Linked DNA regions of Homo sapiens: region 2 is linked to region 1. Evidence: read pairs that join two places in POLR2A ChIA-PET (ENCODE). Cell type or tissue: MCF 10A. All regions are shown on one strand. Links, peaks and the distances in the headings refer to the core of each region. The heading gives the core; the rest is flanking DNA.

Region 1 (8,061 bases), core at 2,106-7,105:
GGTCTTGCTCTGTTGCTCAGGCTAGAGTGCAGTGGTGGCATGATCTCAGCTCACTGTAACCTCCACCTCCCTGGCTCAGATGATCCTCTCACCTTAGCCTCCCAAGTTGCTGGGACCACCACCTCACTCCACCATGCCTGGCTAATTTCTAGAATTATTTGTAGAGATGGAGTCTCACTATGTTACCCAGGCTGGTCTTGAACTCCTGGGCTCAAGGGACCCTCCCGCTTCAGCCTCCCAAAGTGCTGGAATGATAAGCGTGAGTCACTGCACCTGGCTGGGACCCTCCTTTTGTGAGTCTGTTTTATGCTTTACAGGGATTTTTCAGACATTAAATGAGAAACAAGGGTGTAGGAGCTTTGTGAACTGCTCATCCTTATGACCTTCATTGATGGTTGTCGGCTAACTTCCTGCAACAGGAATGTTGTCCTCCTCCTAACAACCACAGCAAATGGTCCAATGTAGACGCCTAGTGTCCAGGGGCTACAGATTATTCAACCAGTTCCTGAGGAGCCCCCAGGGATGCCATGAACCTTGCCCCCAGAATCCATCTCCCACTAACCTGTCTCATTTCCCTCCTTCCCAATCTCTCTCTTTCGGACACCCTTCACACTTCCCATGTCACCCCAAGCCACACATACACGCACACACATACATACAACCATCTCTCTTCTAGACTTAGACAACTGCTGAAACTCCTCCTGATCCAGAAAGCCTCATGAGTAGAAGACAGGTGATCATTTTGTCCCTCTCCTCACCTCTTACCTCCATCTGTGCTTTCCTGGCTGTGAGAACAGAAAACCCAGCATTCAGCCTGGGGTCCGGCACACTGGGATCTCCATACATTTGCTAAAGGAGTCTCCCCGCCTTTCTATCTGTGGCCAGCATGTGCTTTTATTTCAAAGCAAACCCGAGTCTTTACTTAGCCCTCCCTGGGTATCCAGTGGGGAAATGGAAATGGGGAGGGCTGGCAGGGGCCAGAGCTGGATGTGACCCAGGAGAAAAGACCTTTGGTCCCTCACAGCCAGGCAAGGTGGCTCACACCTGTAATCCCAGCACTTTGGGAGGCTGAGGTGGTTGGATCACGAGGTCAGGAGATCGAGACCATCCTGGCCAACATAGTGAAACCCCATCTCTACTAAAATACTAAAATTAGCTGGGCGTGGTAGCGTGTGCCTGTAATCCCAGCTACTCAGGAGGCTGAGGGAGGAGAACTGCTTGATCCAGGGAATCGGAATTTGCAGTGAGCCAAGATTGCACCACTGCACTCCAGCCTAGCGACAGAGTGAGACTCTGGCTAAAAAAAAAAAAAAAAGAAAAACAGAAAAAAGAAAAAAAGAAAAGACCTTTGGTCTCTCACGTTGCACTTAATGCCCCACAGTTACACTCTGAGGCCCCTCAACCCTCTGATTATATAGACAACGTAGCCAGTTACCTTTTATGTCAGCATCAGGGCAGGGCCTTGTGATTCTGTCTGATTTCTCTTTGTGGTTGCCAGTCACAGAGCTAACTGGGAGGGGAAATGCAATGAACTAGAGGCCATATCACCTCCCTAACTCATTGAGCCATACCGGAGTCCCTGGACCATGGGACAGATAGATTGTGCACTCTCTGTCTTTGAAATTCTCTCCTCCCTTTACTTCCCACCTCTCTGATCTAGTTTCTGCCATGTTCTCTTCCTACCTAATAATTCCTCCTCAGTCCCCTTCACTGCGGCACTTTCTCCCAGGGCCTCTAAAGGAAAAGGGAGGGTGTCCCAAGTTTCCATCTTGAATACTCATATACTCACTCAAACTTTTAATCCATGCCAGGCCACAGGCTGTGAGGTAAAGGGGACTTCAAAAACAAGATTGCTGGCCAGGTGCGGTGGCTCACGCCTGTAATCCCAGAACTTTGGGAGGCCGAGGTGGGCGGATCACCTGAGGTAAGGAGTTTGAAACCAGTCTGGCCAATATGGTGAAACCCCATCTCTACTAAAAAACACACAAAAAATTAGCCAGGCCCGGTGATGGATGCCTGTAATCCCAGCTACTTAGGAGGCTGAGGCAGGAGAATCGCTTGAACCCGGGAGGCGGAGGTTGCAGTGAGCCAAGATCGCGCCACTGCACTCCAGCCTGTTGACAGAGCAAGACTCTGTCTCAAAAAATAAAAAAAACAAGATAGCTACCTGCAAGAGGCGTTGAGTGGGGTCCAAACAAGCTGGCAGCCAAGATGTCAATAGTGTGATAGGGACCAGATGGAGACAAGCCCAGGGTGGCAGCTGTTACGGTAATTTCACCTAGTACCTTTTCCTTCATGACTACTTCCACACCTCCCATGTCCAACCTGAAGAGAATATCCAGAATGGCCCATCCGAATTCACCATTCCTTAAACTTCCAATCTCCCTCCAGCATTTTCTACCTCCAGGACTGCCTTAACTGTCCATTGAGGTGGCCAAGGCGGAAACATGTGCATCCACCCTCCATCCTACGCACTTCATCAAAACCACCATCTTGGATCAAGTCCAGGTGAATCCTACTCCCATCTGTCTTTTCCATCCCTTGCTCCTGTTTGGTTCTCAGCTTTCATAAGCTAACACGAGAACCTCCTCCATGACTAGCTTCCACCCCCACGCTCTCTAATCTGTCCTCCATTTTGCCCTCAAGTGAGTTTCCGATCGCAAGCTTCCCTGAGCAAAAGCTTCTCAGGTTGCTATATACTGAAAATTTTCATGGCCAGATGCAGTGGCTCACATCTGTAATCCTAGCACCTTGGGAGTCTGAGGCATGAGGATCGCTTGAGCCCAGGAGGTGGAGACCAGCCTGGGCAACATAGTGAGACTCCATCTCTATAAAAAATTTCAAAAAATAAAAAAATCAGGCCGGGTGCAGTGGCTCACAACTGTAATCCCAGCACTTTAGGAGGCCAAGGTGGACGGATCACAAGGTCAGGATATCGAGACCATCCTGGCCAACATGGTGAAATCCCGTCTCTACTAAAATACAAAAAATTAGCCGAGCACGGTGGCACACGCCTATAGTCCCAGCAACTCGGGAGGCTGAGGCAGGGGAATCGCTTGAACCCGGGGGGTTGCAGTGAGCCGAGATCGCGCCACTGCACTCCAGCCTGGGCAACAGAGTGAGACTCTGTCTCAAAAAGTAGTAATAAAATAAAAAATTTTTAAAAATTATGTGGAATGTGGTGAGGCACACCTGTAGTTCCAACTACTCAGGAGGCTAAGGTGGGAGGATTGCTTGAGCCCAGCTATGACCACACCACTGCTCTCCAGCCTGGGTGAAAGAGACTCGTCTAAAAAAAAATTTTTTTTCATAATTCATAACAAAGTGCTGGCGGGGGGGGGGACGGTTAGGAAATATCCTGGGGTGTATCATTGGTGGAAGCAATAGACCATTTAAACTAGCTTAAATAAAGAAGGAATTTACTGGCCTGTGTAAGTTAAGTCCAGGACCCTTTCTGATTTCTGTCCTGGGAAAAGCAGAAAATCCCCTCCACCCAACAAGAAAATAAAGTCCTAGGCTTGACTTGCATTGGCCCATATCATGTCAAGGGCTAGCCCAAGTCAATCACTATGGCCAGAGGGATGGCTGTGCTGAAAGGCTTAGCCCTAAATCACCCAAACCTAAGGATACAGTAGATTCAACTCCACCAGAACTACTTTCCTGAGAATAGATAAGGTGTGGGACTTCAAAATACTGGGGACTGGCACTGGAATCAGGGTGAACAAATACTGAGAAACTCACAGCTTGGCCATTATTTTTCTCATTTTGCCTGAAAATTTCCTTCCCAGGCTCCACTTGAGCTTCGTCTTGCTTGCTCCCCACTCTCCACCCAGAAGAGATGGAAAACCTGGCCAGTGCCATGGGTCCACTACTGAACTCCAGGCTGGGGTGTGGTCAGTCCATGGATAGCCGTGAATACTCCCAGGTGCTGGGATTTTAGGACAGGGACGAAGTTATAAACAGGAGCAGGGAGGTGTATTAGTTTCCTACTGATGTTGTAACAAATCACCACAAACTTGGTGGCTGAAAACAAGACAAGTTTATTTTCTTACAGTCCTGGAAGTCAGAAATCTGAAATGGCTCACTGACAAGGGGTTGGCAGGACCGCATCCCTTCTGGAGGCTCCAGGGGAGAATCCATTTTCTTGCTTTTTTCAGCTCCCAGAGCCTGCCTGCATTCCCTGGCTCATGACCGTCTTCCGTATTCAAAGCCGGTGATGGCTGGTTAAGTCTTTCAGTCATTGCATCACTCTGCCTCTGACTCAGCCACCTCACTATTCCACAGTTAAGGACCCTTGTGATTACATTGGGTCCACCCAGATAATCCAGGATCATCTCCTTATCTTAAGGTCAGCCCATTAGCAACCTTACTGCCATCTGCAACCTTACTTCTCCCTGGTCATGTAATATAACATATTCGCAGGTTTCCGGGGTGACATTATGAACATTTTGGGGGGGGAATGTCTTTTAAATTCTCTCATTCTGGAACCAGTCCTTACAGCAGAGAGAGGGCGAGGTTCCTAAGGAGTTTTGTAATGGGGCCCTTGAGATTTCAGCACCCCAGCATTTTAATTTTTTCCTGAGCAATTAATACTTAAAATTTTAAAGTTTTTTGTATATATTTGTGGGGTATATATGATGTTTTGATACAAGCATGCAATGTGAACTAATCACATAATGGAGAATGGAGTGCCCCCCAGCATTTTTAGTGACTAAAAAAATGAGAATTCTGATCACAGGCCAGGCACGGTGGCTCAAGCCTATAATCCCAGTACTTTGGGAAGCCAAGGCAGGATGATCACCTGAGCCCAGGAGTTCAAGACCAGCCTGGGTAACATAGTGGGATCTCATCTCTACAAAAATTAGTCGGGTGTGGTTGGTGCACACCTGTGGTCCTAGCTACTCAGGAAGCTGAGGTAGGAGGATCACTTGAGCCCAGATCAAGGTTGCAGTGAGCCCTGGTCATGCCACTGAACTCCTGTGGGGAAAAGAAAGAGAGATCAGATTGTTACTGTGTCTGTGTAGAAAAAAGTAGACATAGGAGACTCCATTTTGTTCTGTAAGAAAAATTCTTCTGCCTTAAGATGCTGTTAATCTGTAACCCTACCCCCAACCCTGTGCTCCCTGAGACATGTGCTGTGTCAACTCAGGGTTAAATGGCTTAAGGGCTGTGCAAGGTGTGCTTTGTTAAACAAATGCTTGAAGGCAGCATGCTTGTTAAGAGTCATCACCACTCCCTAATCTCAAGTACCCAGGGACAAAAAACACTGCGGAAGGCCGCAGGGACCTCTGCCTAGGAAAGCCAGGTATTGTCCAAGGTTTCTCCCTATGTGATAGCCTGAGATTTGGCCTCGTGGGAAGGGAAAGACCTGACCGTCCCCCAGCCCGACACCCGTAAAGGGTCTGTGCTGAGGAGGATTAGTAAAAGAGGAAGGAATGCCTCGTTGCAGTTCAGACAAGAGGAAGGCATCTGTCTCCTGCTCATCCCTGGGCAATGGAACGTCTCGGTGTAAAACCCGATTGTATATTCCATCTGCTGAGATAGGGGAAAACCGCCTTAGGGCTGGAGGTGGGACATGCGGGCAGCAATACTGCTCTTCAAGGCATTGGGATGTTTATGTGTATACATATCTAAAGCACAGCACTTAATTCTTTACCTTATGATGCAGAGACCTTTGTTCACTGTTTACCTGCTGACCTTCTCTCCACTATTATCCTATGACCCTGCCACATCCCCCTCTCCGAGAAACACCCAATAATGATCAATAAATACTAAGGGAACTCAGAGGCTGGGGGGATCCTCCGTGTGCTGAACGCCGGTCCCATGGGCCCCCTTTTTTCTTTCTCTATACTTTGTCTCTGTGTCTCTTTCTTTTCCAAGTCTCTCGTTCCACCTAACGAGAAAAACCCACAGGTGTGGAGGGGCAACCCACCCCTTCACACTCCAGCCTGGGTGACAGAATGAGACCTTGTCAAAAAGAAAAAAAAAAAGAAAAAAAATTCTGATCAGGCCGATGCTTGCTTGCACGTGCTAACCACTCACTTTTTGCCCAATATTCCTTGTTCCCACAATATAAACTGCTGATGTGCTGTTTCTTGGTCAAGCAGGAAGAGGTAACTTTGTGGTCATGAAAAAAAATTGCAGGCCAGGCACAGTGGCTCATGCCTGTAATCCCAGCACTTTGGGAGGCCGAGGTGGGTGAATCACCCGAGGTCTGGAGTTCAAGACCAGCTGACCAATATGGTGAAACTCCGTCTCTACTAAAAATACAAAAAATTAGCTGGCCATGGTGGCGCATGCCTGTAATCCCAGCTACTTGGGAGGCTGAGATAGGAGAATGGCTTGAACCCGGGAGGCGGAGGTTGCAGTGAGCCAAGATCCCCGCCATTGCACTCCAGCCTGGACAAAAAGAGCAAAACTCCGTCTCAAAAAAAAAAAATTGCAGGAATGAATGCCTTGAAGGACGTTGTGACCAGCTGCTGATGCCCAGAAGTCTGGTGGCTCAAGGGGTTATCTGAGACTGAAGAAACACAGACTTTTACCCTGGGTTCCCTGAAATGCCCCCTCCGTCACTCCTTAGTCACATTAAAAACTCCCTGCTGCTTTTTGAGACAGGCTCTCAGTCTGCCACCCAGGCTGTAGTGCAGTGGTATGAACACAGCTCACTGCAGGCTTGACCTCCTGGGCTCAAGTGATCATTCTGCCTCAGCGCCCCAAGTAACTGGAACTACAGGCACATGCCACCATGCCTGGTTTTTTTTTTTTTTTTTTTTTGTAGAGCCGGTGTTTCACCATGTTGCCCAGGCTGATCTCGAACTCCTGAGCTCAAGCAGTCCACCTGCCTCAGCCTCCAAAAGTGCTAGGATTACAGGTGTAAGCCACCCTGCTGCTTTTTTTCTGTTAATAGGGATTTGAGAGATTTGCTCTCCCGCCTTCTCACTTTGGCCAAATCAAATAAACCTTTCTCTATCTCCCACTGTTTGGCCTTAGCTGTGCATCAGGTTCACCAGCCTGAATCTGGGTTTCTATGACAGTGTTAGAGTCCAAATGAAACCCTAACCAGGCCCCTTTTTTCCATCCACAGCCCAGCCCCAGCACCTGCCTTCAAAAGGACTGGCCCGAATTAAGACTTGGAGCAGTGGCTCAGTCACGAATAGCATGACATCACCAGGGTGAGTCACCAAATGGTGGCCACCACCAGAGGGTAGCTGAGTTTTGAGGGATACTGAGAACCCAGAAGAACCTTTCTGTCAGGGCTGCTGGTGATACTGCTTCAGTCAACAGGAGATGGGGAAGGAAAGTGTGGCAACATGGCAGCCCTGCAGCTGGGAGACGGTTTCAGTTTTAATCATCCATAACTACCACTCTCCCCACTGGAGAAGGAAGAGGTGCAGGGGTTGTGACCCACACCAGAAGGGACTGGAACTCAGACAGGGCTCACCCCATCTGGATGAAGCAATCTTCCTGCCTTCACTCAAATGGCTTCTGGCCTTTGACATCAGTTGGACTGGGTTCAAATTCCACTGTGGTACTTACAGGCTGTGTGAACCTGGGACAGTGGCCTAACTTCTCTGAGCCTCTGGTTCCTTATCTACTAAAAGAGCATGACATCACTATGCACTTCACATAGCTATTAAGAATTTAAAGTAGGCCGGGCGCAGTAGCTCATCCTTGTAATCCCAAAACTTTGGGAGGCCAAGGTGGGCGGATCACGGGGTTGGGAGTTCAAGACCAGTCTGGCCAATATGGTGAAACGCCATTTCTACTAAAAAATACAAAAATTAGCCAGGTGTGGTGGGGCACGCCTGTAGTCCCACCTACTTGGGAGGCTGAGGCAGAAGAATCGCTTGAAGCTGGGAGGCAGAGGTTGCAGTAAGCCAAGATCGTGCCACCGCACTCCAGCCTGGGCGACAGAGCAAGATTCTGTCTCAAAAAAAAAAAAAAAAAAAAGGAAGAAAAGAATTTAAAGCAGCCGGGCGCGATGGCTCACGCCTGTAAAATCAGCACTTTGGGAAGCCAAGGAGGGTGGATCACCTGAGGTCAGGAGTTCGGGACCAGCCT
Region 2 (8,061 bases), core at 1,631-6,630, 410 kb after region 1:
CTTAGGGAGCAGGTAACTTTTGCGTAAAGGTTTTTTAAAAAACCCTGTATCTAGAGAAACTAGGGAATTTTTAGGAGATCAGGACAGGAGACTTACTGGAAAGTCAGGGTAGGGGACTATTGCTGGCTTGATATAAACATGTTGTCTCAGCTGGGTGCGGTGGCTCATGCCTGTAATCTCAGCACTTTGGGAGGCTGAGGCAGGCGGATAACTTAAGATGAGTTCGAGACCAGCCTGGCCAACTTGGTGAAGCCCTGACTCTACAAAAAAATACTAAAATTAGCTGGGTGTGGTGGCATGCGCCTGTAGTCCCAGCTACTTGGGAGGCTGAGGCAGGAGAATTGCTGGAACCCAGGAAGCGGAGGTTGCAGTGAACTGAAATCGTGCCATTGCACTCCAGCCTGGGCGACACAGTGAGACACTGTCTCAAAATGAAACAAAACAAAAACGTGTTGCCTCCTTTGTATATTGGGTGAATGGCTCATGGTCAGATAATGGTAATATTTTCTTTGACTTAGCCACAACTCTTGGACAGATAGCTACATAAGATTTTCATCTCCATCACTAAGTATTGTGGATACTATAGTCAGTGTGTCTTGTAGTGATCTTCTTTCACATATGGGGAAATGGGCTACAGTCCCAAAGGAAGTGTGATTTAATGTGGGGAGAATGATATGTGATAAGGTGAGTGTTGCTTCAACGCCCTTTTTAGAGACTGCAGAGGTTTCATTTATTCTCTCAGTATCATCTGTCTAGATACTCCTTCCTTTTCCAAGTCTGGTTTAAGGCTGGGATGAGTACTTCTCAAACTTTAATGGTCATCAGAATTACTTGGGGCAGGGCTTTTTAACCTCTTTGATATTGACATGTTGGGCTGGATAATTCTTTGTTGTGGGAGGCTGCCTCGAGTATTGTATGATGTTTAACAGCATCCCTGGCCTCTACCTAGTAGGTGCCAGTAGTACCTCCTCTCCCAGTTGTGACAATCAAAAATGTCTCCAGACATTGACAAATGTCCCCTGGGAGGCAAAATTGCACCAGTTGAGAATCACTGATCTGGAGTGATTGTTAAAAATGTAGACCCAAGCTAGGCACTGTGGCTTATGCCTGTAATCCCAGCACTTTGGGAGGCCAAGTGGGCAGATCACTTGAGCTCAGGAGTTTTGAGACCAGCCTGGGCAACATGGCGAAATCTCGTTTCTACAAAAAAATGCAAAAATTAGCCAGGTGTGGTGGTGTGTGCCTGTAGTCCCAGCTACTTGGGAGGCTGAGGTGGAAGGATCACTTGAGCCTGGGATGCGGAGGTTGCCGTGAGCCGAGATCATGCCACTGCACCCCAGCCTGGGTGACAGAGTGAGAGGTTGTCTCTCAAAAAAAAAAAAAAAAGTTTGGTTCAATAGAATGGTAGGAAGGCTTAAGAATTTACATATTTAGGAGGCACCCCAGGAGATTCTGAAATAGGGGATCACAGCTCATCAGTATTAAAACATACTCCCTCCTAAGCTGAGGATTGTACAGACTCTTAGTTGACTTGTTTTCCATTTCTTTTTTCTGTCCTGTTTTATAGTATCTTTCTATTCATTATAAAGTTGAGGGAGAATTATCCTCAGAACACTGACTATACTCAATTAAAATAGTGAAAAAAAATTAAAAATCCTCAAAGATAGTGGGAGAGTTTAAAAAAAAATCAATTAAATCCTGTAGTGGACATTAGGGTGTTTTATCCTTAAAAAAATTACCATGTTGGATACATCTATCAACTTGACTAGACACTCAGATTCTTCTCCTGTTTTTCCCTCCAAGTTTTCTGCCATTCCTGTGAATTTGTCTATTTCTGTCTGTTTCACTTTACTATTACCTACATTTACAGACAGATGTATCTACATCAGACAATTATCTTTTACTTTCTACCATGGCACCTTCATCCACTGACAAACTAGAGTGGTGGCTACTCAAGATATCTAGACATTTCACAGTTTGTTCATTAAAGCCCATGAGTACATACTCCCCCTTACTCACCTAGAACCTCTTCACAGTTTCTCTGTAGGCCCTCAGCTTTGTTTATGTATAGATGACTCTGCTCCTGCTCATTCCTCTGCCTTTTGAGATACAGTATAGCATAGTGGAGAAGAACAGGAACTCTAATATCAGGCTGCCTGGGTTTGAGTCCCTACACTCACTTATCTGTACAAGTTTATTTTCTTTTCAATTTTTCTTTTTTTGAAATGGAGTTTCATTCGTTGCCCAGGCTGGAGTGCAGTGGTGCAATCTCGGCTCACTGCAACCTCCGCCTCCTCGGTTCAAGCGATTCTTCTGTCTCAGCCTCTCGAGTAGCTGAGATTACAGGCATGTGCTACCATGCCCGGCTAATTTTGTATTTTTAGTAGAGATGGGGTTTCTCCATGTTGGTCAGGCTGGTCTCAAACTCCTGACCTCAGGTGATCTGCCCGCCTCGGCCTCCAAAGTGCTGGGATTACAGGCATGAGCCACCAGTCTGGCCCATCTTTTCTTTTCTTTTTCTTTTTTTTTTCTTTTTCTCTTTTCTCTTTCTCTCTCTTTTCTCTCTTTCTCTCTTTCTTTCTCTCTCTCCCTCTCTTTCTCTCTTTTTCTCTCTTTCTTTTCCAGTTCATGCTTTAGTTTTCTCATTGTAAACTTTCTGGATCATAGGGTTGATATGAGGATAAAATGAATTAATATATATAAAGTGCTTAGAACAGTGCCTGGTACATAATAAGAGCTAAATAGACTCTGGTTGTTATTTTATTTTTATTTTTTTTGAAATGGAGTTTAACTGTTGTTGCCCAGGCTGGAGTGCAATGGTGCGATCTCGTCTCACTGTAACCTCCTCCACCTGACTTCAAGCGATTCTCCTGCCTCAGCCTCCTGAGTAGCTGGGATTACAGGAATGCGCCACCATGCCCGTCTAATTTTTGTATTTTTAGTAGAGATGGGGTTTCTCCATGTTGGTTAGGCTGGTCTCGAACTCCCAACCTCAAGTGATCCACCTACCTCGGCCTCCCAAAGTGCTGGGATTACAGGTGTGAGCCACCGCGCCTGGCCCTCATTCAATATTTTCTATGTAACTTACTCACATTGCTTCATGTATCAGTAATAGGCTCTTGTAAATTTCTATGTGGTATTCTATTGTATGACTGTATCATAATTGTCCCATTTACTGCTGATGGATATTTGGATTCTTCTTATATATTAAAAAAATTCACAAACACAAAAGACCCACTTTAATAAACTTTACAAAAACATTTCAGAAAAGGAATGTTTATGCTCTGTTTAGGCACGGTGGCATTTCTGTTTCCTGAACACGCCAAGTGCATTCAAATCTTGAGGTCTTTGCACTTGACATTCCATCTCGAACAATTTTCTCAAGATTTTTACTTGCCTGGTTTCTTCCTGTTATTCCAGATCTTAGCCCAAGTGCCATTTCCTCAAAGAGGCCTACTTTAATCTCTCAGTTGAGAGTAGTCCCCTTTGCAATTTGTCTTCAGGGCCCTTATCACTGTCTCAGTTTATCTTATTTGTTGTCTGTTTCCCTTCTACTGGAATGAAAATTCTGTGAGAGCAGGGATCTTTTCTGTCATGTTTACTGCTGTGTTCCCAGTGCTTGTGCCCAAAAGGTACTCAAAAAAAATTTGTCGAATGAATGAGTGAATAAATGTCGGATCTGTACATATTTTTCCCCCTAAACTATTTACTTTTGTTTCGCTCTTTTTTTTTTTTTTTTTTTTGAGACAAGGGCTGGCTCTGTTGCTCAGGCTGGATGCAGTGATGTTAGCTCACTGCAACCTTTGCCTCCTGGGCTCAAGACATCCTCCTGTTTCAGCGTCCCGAGTATCTGGGATTACAGGCTCCCGCCATCACGCCTGTCTAATTTTCATATTTTTAGTAGAGACGGGGTTTTGCCATGTTGCCCAGGCTGTTCTCGAACTCCTGAGCTCATGTGATCTGCCCGCCTCGGCTTCCTAAAGTGCTGGGATTACAGGTGTGAGCCACCACGCCTGGTGTGCACATTTACTTTTATTCATTTTCCTTCTTTCCCCTTCCTTTTTTCTTTTCTTCTCTTCTTTTCCTTCTATACTGGTTGAAGTATTTTAGGATGTTTACCTTAGCATCTAGCTATAACATTGTTTTTGTTTGCCTCAATGTGAAGAGAGGGTGATACTTGGTGACAGTCCATTACAAATGTGAACCTAAGGCTGGGTGCAGTGGCTCACGCCTGCAATTCTAGCACTTTGGGAGGCTGAGGCAGGTGGATTGCTTGAGTTTGAGACCAGCCAGGGCAACATGGCAAAATCCTGTTTCTATAAAAAATACAAAAAATTAGCTGGGTGTGGTGGCGCGCACCTATAGTTCTAGCTACTTGGGAGGCTGAAGCGAGAGGATGGCTTGAGCCCAGGAGGTGGAGGTTGCAGTAAGCTGAGATCATGTCACTGCATCCAGCCTGGACAACAGAGCCAGACTCTGTCTCAAAAAAAAAAAAAAAGGCCGGGCATGGTGGCTCATGCCTGTAATCCCAGCACTTTGGGAGGCCAAGGCGGGTGGATCACGAGGTCAGGAGATCGAGACCATCCTGGCTAACATGGTGAAACTCCGTCTCTACTAAAAATACAACAAAATTAGCCAGGTGTCTCAGCTACTGGGGAGGCTGAGGCAGGAGAATGGCGTGAACCCAGGAGGCGGAGCTTGCAGTGAGCTGAGATGGCGCTGCTGCACTCCAGCCTGGGCGACAGAGCGAGACTCCGTCTCCAAAAAAAAAAAAAAAAAAAGAAAAAAATTAGCTGGGTGTGGTGGCACACATCTGTAGTCCCAGCTACTCACAAGGCTGAGGCACAAGAATTACTTAAACCCAGGAGGCGGAGGTTGCAGTGAGCCGAGATTGCACCACTGCACTCCAGCCTGGGTGACAGAGTGAGACTCTGTCTCAAAAAACAAAAAAAAGTTGTATAACTTGTATCTTCCAGAGAGAAGTGACAGCAGCTCACGTGACTAACAGTCTTTCAGGTTTAGGAATAAAAGCCTTCATTGATTTACCATTCAGTTGAGGGGATTTGAAACCATTTGTAAGTTTGATAGTAGGTGAAATTAGTATTGAAAAGTTGCCTGATTCTTTTTTATAATTTGTCTATGTCTTATGTCTGAGACACTGCCTTAAAGCCTAAACTGACATTTCTGTGGGATTACTGTGCCTTTGCTGTATTTGCTTCTTTGCCAGAAGGATTTAAAAGCTTGGATCAACAGGGGTCATAGCATAGTCACAGAATGTTTCTTTCTCTCCTTTATTATCCCATAGCATTTTCTTTGTACTTCTACTCCATTTATTTCTCATGATTTGCTTTGCACTATGGGTTGTTATGTGTCTGTCTGTGCCAGTAGATTATGAGCTCCCAGAGAATCAAGTCTGGAGTTTCCTCTCTTTAATCCTATAGTGCCTAAACTAGGGCTTTAGGTGCTTTTTATATATTTGTGGTATTTCAGTGATGCTGAGAGAATCATTAGATAATAGTCTGGTTCAATCCTCTTGTTTTACTTGTGAGGAAACTGAGAAGCACAGTAACTTGTCCATGTCACCGAGTTGGTTGGGAGACCTGTGTTCTAATCTCAGTTCTGCTGGTTGCTTGTTCCATTATGCCTTGCAATTTCTCAGCTGATGGTGGTTCTCTCCTCTGGGAAGGAGGGGGATGGTTGTGAAATAGGAAAAAAGTGCTTGAGAATGTACAGATTACACTCACATTACTGATCTGCTGCAACTTTCTGCTCTACCAATCAGATATTTTACTTTTTCTTAGAGATGGAGTTTCACTCTTGTTGCCCAGGCTGGAGTGCAGTGGCGCAATCTCGTCTCACCGCAACCTCTACCTCCCAGGTTCAAGCGATTCTCCTGCCTCAGCCTCCTGAGTGGCTGGGATTACAGGCATGAGCCATCATGCCTGGCTAATTTTGTATTTTTAGTAGAGACGGGGTTTCTGCATGTTGGTCAGGCTGATCTCGAACTCCCAACCTCAGGTGATCCGCCCACCTTGGCCTCCCAAAGTGCTGCGATTACAGGCGTGAGCCACTGCACCCGGCCGATATTTTACTTTCAAAATTAGGAGCATAGGCTTAATTTCTGAGACCCAAGGAAAAAGTTTTGTTAGAGTTCTGTAGTTCTCCCAGTCTGCCACCTTAGAAACTCCCTGGGTAGGAGTGCTGGCAGGAGGAGAAGACTTTATGTTGTCATTTTCCAGTCACATTTCAGGCAGCTTGGGTGGTAAATTTCAGTTGCCTGTGATGACAGAGAGTAGTGAGTTGAGGCCTTGGCTGATTTTCCTGCTGCTCCACATGGAAGGAGTAAAATGATGAAAAGAATTTAATTTCTTAGGAAATTTGGTAGTTTGGATTGGAATTGTTTTTCCCTCCTCTCCTATTCCCTTTGCTTATTAGAAAGTATTGATTCTGAAATAGAGAAAGTGAATTTATTAGATTTGGGGTGGACATTGATTAGCTGTAACCCAATTATAAATCCTCAGAAGGGGATATTTGTAAACATGTACTTATCACGTCTAAGAACTTGTGGTTCCCACTCTTCCTGCTAATCAACTGGTTGAAGCTGAGCACAGGCAAGATCCATATCCACTAAGTTTAGAATTGCATTGCTTTTGATTTATTCTAATAGGATTCTCTTGATTTCCAATTTATTTTTCCTGGATAAAGACATCTTCCTCTTGACAACATGTTTAAAAGACATGTTGAATGGAGGCTGTATTTCATGCTTTAAGGAAAAGCCATGATCAATACAATGTAAATTGTCCCAAAGAGTCTTCTCTTTTCGTTATTGTTATTATTTTTTTCATCAGTTTTCTCTGGACCATAACAGAATTTGAGGGCTAAATTAAGCCTCAGTAGAGATATGTCTTAGTAAAATTTTAGGTCAGGCTGGGGACAGTGGCTCATGCCTGTAATCCCAGCACTTTGGGAGGCCGAGGCAGGCGGATCATGAGGTCAGGAGTTTGAGAGCAGCCTGGCCAACATAGTGAAACCCCGTCTCTACTAAAGATACAAAAAATTAGCCAGGCATGGTGGTACACACCTGTAATCCCAGCTACTTGGGAGGCTGAGGCAGGAGAATCACTTGAACCTGGGAGACAGGTTTCAGTAAGCTGAGATCACGCCATTGTACTCCAGCCTGGGTGACAGGGTGAGACTCCATATCAAAAAAAAAAAAAGTCTAAAAATAAAATAAAAATACCTAGTTGGAGAAATTTCCTGTGCTTTAGTGTATGCTCAAAGATGAATCTCCTCTCTTTGCTATATGTGTTAGAGAAGGACAATGTCTAAGATACAATCTTTTGTACTATTGGATACATCTCTTCCTTAAACAAAATTTTGATTTTGATCAGAAAGATAGTGCACATTTTCCAAAAGTCACTGATCAAAATTAGTTCTGCTGTGTCGGTTTTGTCTGGAAGTAAAATCTGGCCTCTCCCTATCTCACATACTTGTCATTGGATGAGATTAAGTTTCATATCTAGAGCGTAGGATTTAAAGGAAAGAGAGGAAATTTGTTAATAATGAAAAGAACCTGGGAGGTGAAGGGAATATGTGTAAATTCGCAGTAAAGACCTGTGGGATTTCGGGTTCTCAATTGAAAAAAAAAATCGAGAATTCCGTGAAGCAAGATGGGAACATTTGGCCATGATTCATGAAACTACTTTTATATAGAATTGAAAAATACCTTGGAGTTTGATCTGCAATAGTGTTTTACCTACATATATATATATATATATATATTATATATATATATATGTACACACAATTAAATTTGAAAGTAGTATATTACTCTATTCAGTTATTTTAAATCGGATTTTTTTGGCCTCTTAGCTGCTATTTTCTGCCTTGGGTCTCTTTCCAGAGGAATTTCTAAAGACAGTCAAGTGCAGTGTGATTTATGAGGCAGTAAAGGCCAAGTACTTTGCAGTGACGAGGACCTACTTACTTTGGGGAAATCAATGAAGCACATCAGTCTGCAGCACACTTCCTGCCTTAATGGTCCTAAGCTCGATCAATATT

Evidence for each region. ChIA-PET counts read pairs that join two places held together with the same protein. Peaks named below come from ENCODE experiments on the same cell type or tissue, not always from the same donor. Only the 100,000 strongest peaks of a DNase experiment are listed, where the experiment ranks them.
Region 2: POLR2A ChIA-PET joins it to region 1 with 5 read pairs; 2 of 35 experiments call an interaction of 5 or more read pairs at or near these places.

Annotation. Positions count from the first base shown.
Region 1 is chr10:102,452,253-102,460,313 of GRCh38, reverse strand. C10orf95-AS1 (C10orf95 antisense RNA 1) reads right to left here. Exons shown (of 3, transcript NR_038938.1): 3 at 4,021-4,977. Among named protein-coding and RNA genes, the nearest start is that of C10orf95, 4.7 kb to the right of the region's middle. RefSeq lists enhancers at 2,990-3,578, 3,579-4,166, 4,167-4,756, 4,757-5,344, 5,345-5,933. In MCF 10A, for the core only: no CTCF peak of the experiment used is centred there; DNase peaks (open chromatin) are centred at 4,223 and 6,133.
Region 2 is chr10:102,040,812-102,048,872 of GRCh38, reverse strand. All of the region lies in intron 1 of ARMH3 (armadillo like helical domain containing 3), which reads left to right. Among named protein-coding and RNA genes, the nearest start is that of ARMH3, 11 kb to the left of the region's middle. In MCF 10A, for the core only: no CTCF peak of the experiment used is centred there; no DNase peak of the experiment used is centred there.